2 separate regions of the Homo sapiens genome follow, and region 2 is linked to region 1. Evidence: read pairs that join two places in POLR2A ChIA-PET (ENCODE). Cell type or tissue: HepG2. All regions are shown on one strand. Each heading gives the region's core, and the rest is flanking DNA. Links, peaks and the distances in the headings are about the cores only.

Region 1 (2,925 bases), core at 93-2,592:
CAGTAAAAGTTGAATGAATGAAAGGAGATAAAAGCCAAAGAAAAAACCCTTAAAAATCTTACATATGTATAAAGCTTCCAACTATCAATTTGCAGAAAATAGAGTGCAGAGAAAGATGTAAAACATCACCCCAAAATGCAATCAGCAAAACCCGAAGAGGGGAAACTCTTTAGGACAAACAACCCAGTTTTCTGAAAAATAAATTACAAAGAGGGAAAAAAAGAGAGAGATGGAAGATGGCCTATAATTAAAAAGAGACTTAGAAGACATAACAATCAGTTGCAAAGCATGTACTATATTTGGATCTGGTTTTTAAGAAAGTAAATTATGACATTATGAGACAATGAGAAATTTAAACATTGACTGGATATTTGATAACATGAAAGACTTAGTTATTTTAAGCATGATGATGATGATGTTATACTTATTTTGACAAGAGAGTAGCCATTATATTTTAGTGTTAAGTAATGAAACATTTACAGGTGAAATGATATAATATCTGGATTTTGCTTCAAAATAATGAGGGAGGGAGGAAATGGACAAGAGTGTGAATGAGGCAAGGTTGGCCTTGGGATTGGTAGTTGTTGCAGCTGAGTGATCGGCATACAAAGAGTCACTATATAAATATTGTTATGTATGCTTGAAATTTTTATTGTGTTGTTTAAAAACAAAAATAATCATTTTCTGATAGTATTTTAATAACAGTTAAAATGATTACTCCTCACCTCAATGTGAAAAAGTTTTTAAGTTTAATGTATGGTTATATGCAATTTTTAAAATGTATTTATATATATGCTAAAATATTCCCCAAAGGGACATCATTTAGAAAAAAACAAGTAAATCCATTTAGGAACATGTGTTTTTCAAAGTGATGTCTACATAATAACCTATCAATTAGCAAGCTACTTTATTTTAATATTATTACTCATTGCAGGCAGTTCTTAGGTGCAAAGCAAATTTGGAGAAACGGTTTCTAAGCACCATCACCAACAATGTCAGCAATAAGTAGATTTTGAAGTTTGTTCACTTCCACAAAGTCCAAAGTTCTGTAAGTTAAACAGTGGGTTTCCAAGGGTGCTTATCAGTGTGGTTTAACAAGGTATGGTGATACTGACATGGGCAGTGCTTTTGGAAAAAAAAAAAAAAAAAGCTTCGCTGAATCATTTTACACAACATGGGTTACTTAGAAAGAATATTAAATGTTTTATCATTTGTATCTTCAATTTAACATTGCCTTTGTTTTTTATGATAAATATTTTCCAAAACCTAAAGATTGTGTGTCAAAACTTGTGTTTCTTTTTTGGACTCGCCCAGTGGAGTCTGAGGATGCGGGCTCAGTACCCTGCCTCCCCTGACCCACCCCCAAGAGTATGGATGTTCTGAATCCATTGATCCTTGTAACTGATGGTGGTCATTAAATGAGTGTTTAGTTGAAATAGCAGTATCATATGTAAAAGTTTTAAGTTTTTAGATTAATTAAAAATATTTCCTAGTTCTAAATATATCTGAGTTTTTCAGGCGTATGTCTATGTGTGTGTTGCTGTATAACTGGGAAGCAGGTGTAGAAGGTTAAGACCCAAGCTTTATTGAATGGCTACTCTGTCAGCTAATGTGCTAAGTGCTTTTCAGGTGTTGCTTCATTTAACCCACCTGATACACAGTCACGAAGAATTTTACTATTTCCATTTTGCACGAAATAGTGAAGAAGGGCTCAGAGAAAATAAGACACTTGCCCAAGGTCACACAGCTTGTAAGCAGGGGGAGCAGGGAGTTGGATGCCTATTACCCTGGTTTATACTCTTTCCCTCCTTGTACTCTGATTAATCGTTTTCTCTTCAAGACTGTGAACACCCCACTCCCTTCTTTTTTTAAGAGGTGGGGCCTTGCTTTGTCACTCAGGCTGGAGTGCAGTGGCACCAGCACAGCTCACTGCTGCCTCAAATTCCTAGGCTCAAGCGATCCTCCCACCTCAGCCTCCCAAAGAGCTGGTACTACAGGTGTGTGCCACCACACCCAGCTAATTTTTTAAAAATTTTTTGTAGAGATTGGGTTTTTCCATCTTGTCCAGGCTGGTCTTGAACTCCTGGGCTCAAGAGATCTTTCTGCCTCAGCCTTCCCAAGTGCTGGGATCATAGATGCGAGCCTGTGTGAGCCCCTTAAGAGCAGCCTTCTATTAATCTTTGGGGACTTCACAACTCCTTAACTAAAGTGGATATTTAATAAATGTTTGTTAGAAAATCTCAGCAAATCATCCAAGTGTCAGCTCAGGACAGGAGTTGAAAGCTCTTTGCCAACATATTTTAAACTCACCTTTGGGACTGACCATCTATGATTATTGAGTAATCATTTAAGAAAAATGTTTGAGAACACATTTGCAGGCTTCAAACTACACAAAGAAACGGGAGAAAAGGAATGATGCCAAAGACTGGGGTCAAGGTTGAAAAAAATGAGATTTAAATTTGGAAAATGATAAATTAACCAGAAAAGTTTATGCATTTTGGGTTTTACTCTGTGGTCTTGCTGCAGAACAAGTGGAGAAACTAACAACCCGTGGAAGAAAATTCCTAGAATCCTGGGATCAAGTCAAAACACCTGATGGTTTTAGAGGACAGAATTTTTGGAGAGAAAAACACAACCAGATGACTCTCTGCACCCCTTTCCCAGGCCATGGGCACCTGCCTGATTCCTATGGTCATGAAGGAACATTTTTCTGATGTGGCCATATTCATGGTGTCAGTGCAATCTCATCAGAGATGAGGCTCCCCACTCAAGCTGCCATGTGACTTGACAGGTGAGACGTTAAATAATAGCTAATAATATTATCTACCATTTGTTGCATGCCCAATATATGCCAGGGGACTAATAAGTATTTTACATAAGTTATCTAATCCTCCCAGAACCAAATGAAGAAACTGAGGCTTAGAG
Region 2 (2,925 bases), core at 120-2,619, 170 kb before region 1:
TTTGGCCAGGATGGTCTCGATCTCCTGACCTCATGATCTGCCCGCCTTGGCCTTCCAAAGTGCTGGGAATACAGGCGTGAGCCACTGCGCCCAGCCAGCTCTTGATTTATTATAAGGTGAAAATTATACACGCTTCTGAATTTTTTCTAATTAATCAGTTAGTCATTATTATCAACTGACATGTAAGTTTAACCCATGAATCCTAAAGTCAAAAAAATAATTCTTTTCTTTTTCCTATTGCAGAAAATTTGTTAGCATAATTTTTTCCAATTGTGAAATTCTTAACAGTATTGTAAATGTTATAAACATGTTGCAACTCCAGAACCTAATGCTGCACCTAGAACACGGTAAGCTTTTCCAGCTTCATCTGTGAGCTCCAGAAATCAAACCTGAACTAAGGCTTTTCCAGGCTGATAAAAATTTGCCATTTTTATAATAATATTTTTATGATGATAATAGAAATTTAGACTTAGTTTTGACTTTCACAGGAAAGGAAAATATTCTCTTCCTTATGTCACCTAATTAGATAGTCATCTTGTATAAAAGCTATGAAAGTTTTACAATACTATTTGGAAAAACAAAAAGAATTACATGTTGAACACTTTTATTGCTGTTAATATCCAGTCATGTGAAGCCTCATTAATTTACATCTTGTGAGTTTTGAGTTTGCTATAATTGTTACCATAAATGTATTTTCACTTTCACCTTTCTTTTTTTTTTTTTTTTTTGAGATGGATTCTCACTCTATCGCCCAGGCTGGAGTGCAGTGTCGTAATCTCGGCTCACTACAGCCTCTGCCTCCCAGGTTCAAGCAATTCTCCTGCCTCGGCCTCCCACGTAGCTGGGATTACAGGCACCCATCAACACACCCAGCTAATTTTTATATTTTTAGTAGAGACGAGGTTTCTGTCCAGGCTGTTTCATCTGGCCTATTTTCACCTTTCAATTATCTATTAAAAGGGCTTATAACTATTTCTTACATATAAATTAGATTCCACATAAAAATGTTTTTAGGCTGGGCATGGTGGCTCATGCCTGTAATCCCAGCACTTTGGGAGGCTGAGGCAGGTGGATGGCTTGAGCCCAGGAGTTCAAGACCAGCATGGGCAACATGGCCAAATCTCATCTCTAAAAAAATACCAAAAAAAAAAAAAATAGCTGGACATGGTGGCACGTGCCTGTAGTCCCAGCTAGTGGGGAAGCTGAAATGGGAGGATCACTTGAGCCCCTGGAGGTCAAGGTTGCAGTGAGCTGTGATCATGCCATTGCACTCCGACCTGAGTGACGGGAGCGAGACCCTGCTCAAAAATAAATAAATAAATAAATAGTGTTTTTACACTTCAGATAAACTTCTTGGACTCTGTAAGTATTTTATTCAGGAGCACCTATGCTTGCAGCATACAGTAGTCTCCAAAGGATTGCTACCCATCAATATTTATCAACTTAGCACTGAGAGAAACTGTCTTAGTGAAGATGCATTTCTTTACATTGTAATTGAGTCTTGCATAGCCTTCTTCATAATTTATCTGGTTTTATTTTCTAAAAAACTTGACATTATTATTCAATAAAATATGTTGACAAAATCTATAATTCAAAAAAGGCTTCATTTCTGACAAAAGCGGATTACCAGGCTTTTCTAAATAGTGTAAAATTAAGTTTATCAAATTGTCTTCAATTTCTAATTTTAAGCTGATTTTGTATGTTAAGTGAATTTTCAAGAAAGAGTTATCAAAGTATGGTTTTGTTTTTATTTTCATTGCAGAGGGATCATATCCCCAGAAATCACTTTAAAATTGGCCAGGTGCAGTGGCTCACGCCTATAACCCCAGCACTTCGGGAGGCCGAGGCGGGGAGATAACCTGAGGTCCAGAGTTAGAGACCAGCCTGGCCAACATGGTGAAACCCTATTTCTACTGAACACACAAAAATTAGCCGGGGTGGTGGCAGGCGCCTGTAAACCCAGCTACTCAGGAGGCTGAGGCACGAGAATCATTTGAACCCAGGAGGTGGAGGGTGCAGTGAGCCAAGATCGTGCCTCTGGACTCCAGCCTGGGTGACAGAGTGAGACTCTGTCTTAAAATAAATAAATAAATAAAAATAAAAATAAAAATAAAATTGAGTGATATAGGTAGACAATAGGCATTCAGTTCATTTCAAAATGATATGAAAAATAAAATTAGATGTATATGTTACCTAAACAAAATTTTAAAAACAAATTAGTTTATATTTCACTCAGAGTTAAAGAATATACTTCTGCACCCAACCAATCCATCCATCAATAAGTACCTACTGAATATCTATTATGTACCCAGCCCTTGACTAGGCTGCTATTTGGTGATTATGTAACTATAACTAACCATAATTAAATATCAGTATATAAATATATATTCCTGAATTCAAACAGCTTATAATTTAGTTAGGTACAAACAATTAAACAGCAGAGATCATTTTAAATGAAATTAAGTTACGAAAAGCATTGTAAATTATAAATGCAGTTTCAGAAAGAAAGCAATTAATAAGTGCCAATGTTCTACCATAAAATTACAAGGAGAGGGTGAATTTCAAGTAGGCACTTAAGAGATGAATAGGATTTCCACAAGAAACTTAGAGCAAAAAGGTGGTATCAGCTGGAGGAAGAGAAAAAACAAAATAACAGGAGTGGGAGTTAACAGGGCTCACTCCCATGCAGTGAGGAGTCTAACGGGATAGGATTGAAGGTTCTTCTTGGGAGTGGGAGAAGTTACATTTCGATAGCCACAGGAGGAATTCACTGAAAAACGACACAGAGGAATTCAGATTTGACACAGAAAGGAGTAGAGGCCCACCACAGGTTCTCAAGCAAAAGAGTAACAGTGAGAGTATATTTTAAGGAAGCTTTCCACCATTGTCTTAAATAGAAGTGTAACTAATGAAATAATTAGGAGC

Evidence for each region. Peaks named below come from ENCODE experiments on the same cell type or tissue, not always from the same donor. Only the 100,000 strongest peaks of a DNase experiment are listed, where the experiment ranks them.
Region 2: POLR2A ChIA-PET joins it to region 1 with 5 read pairs; 4 of 35 experiments call an interaction of 5 or more read pairs at or near these places.

What each region holds. Positions count from the first base shown.
Region 1 is chr10:22,446,199-22,449,123 of GRCh38, forward strand. LOC105376449 (a long non-coding RNA gene) reads left to right here. Exons shown (of 4, transcript XR_001747392.2): 2 at 2,527-2,791. Among named protein-coding and RNA genes, the nearest start is that of LINC03027, 9.7 kb to the left of the region's middle. In HepG2, for the core only: no CTCF peak of the experiment used is centred there; a DNase peak (open chromatin) is centred at 1,053.
Region 2 is chr10:22,273,754-22,276,678 of GRCh38, forward strand. No RefSeq gene overlaps it. Among named protein-coding and RNA genes, the nearest start is that of COMMD3, 41 kb to the right of the region's middle. In HepG2, for the core only: no CTCF peak of the experiment used is centred there; no DNase peak of the experiment used is centred there.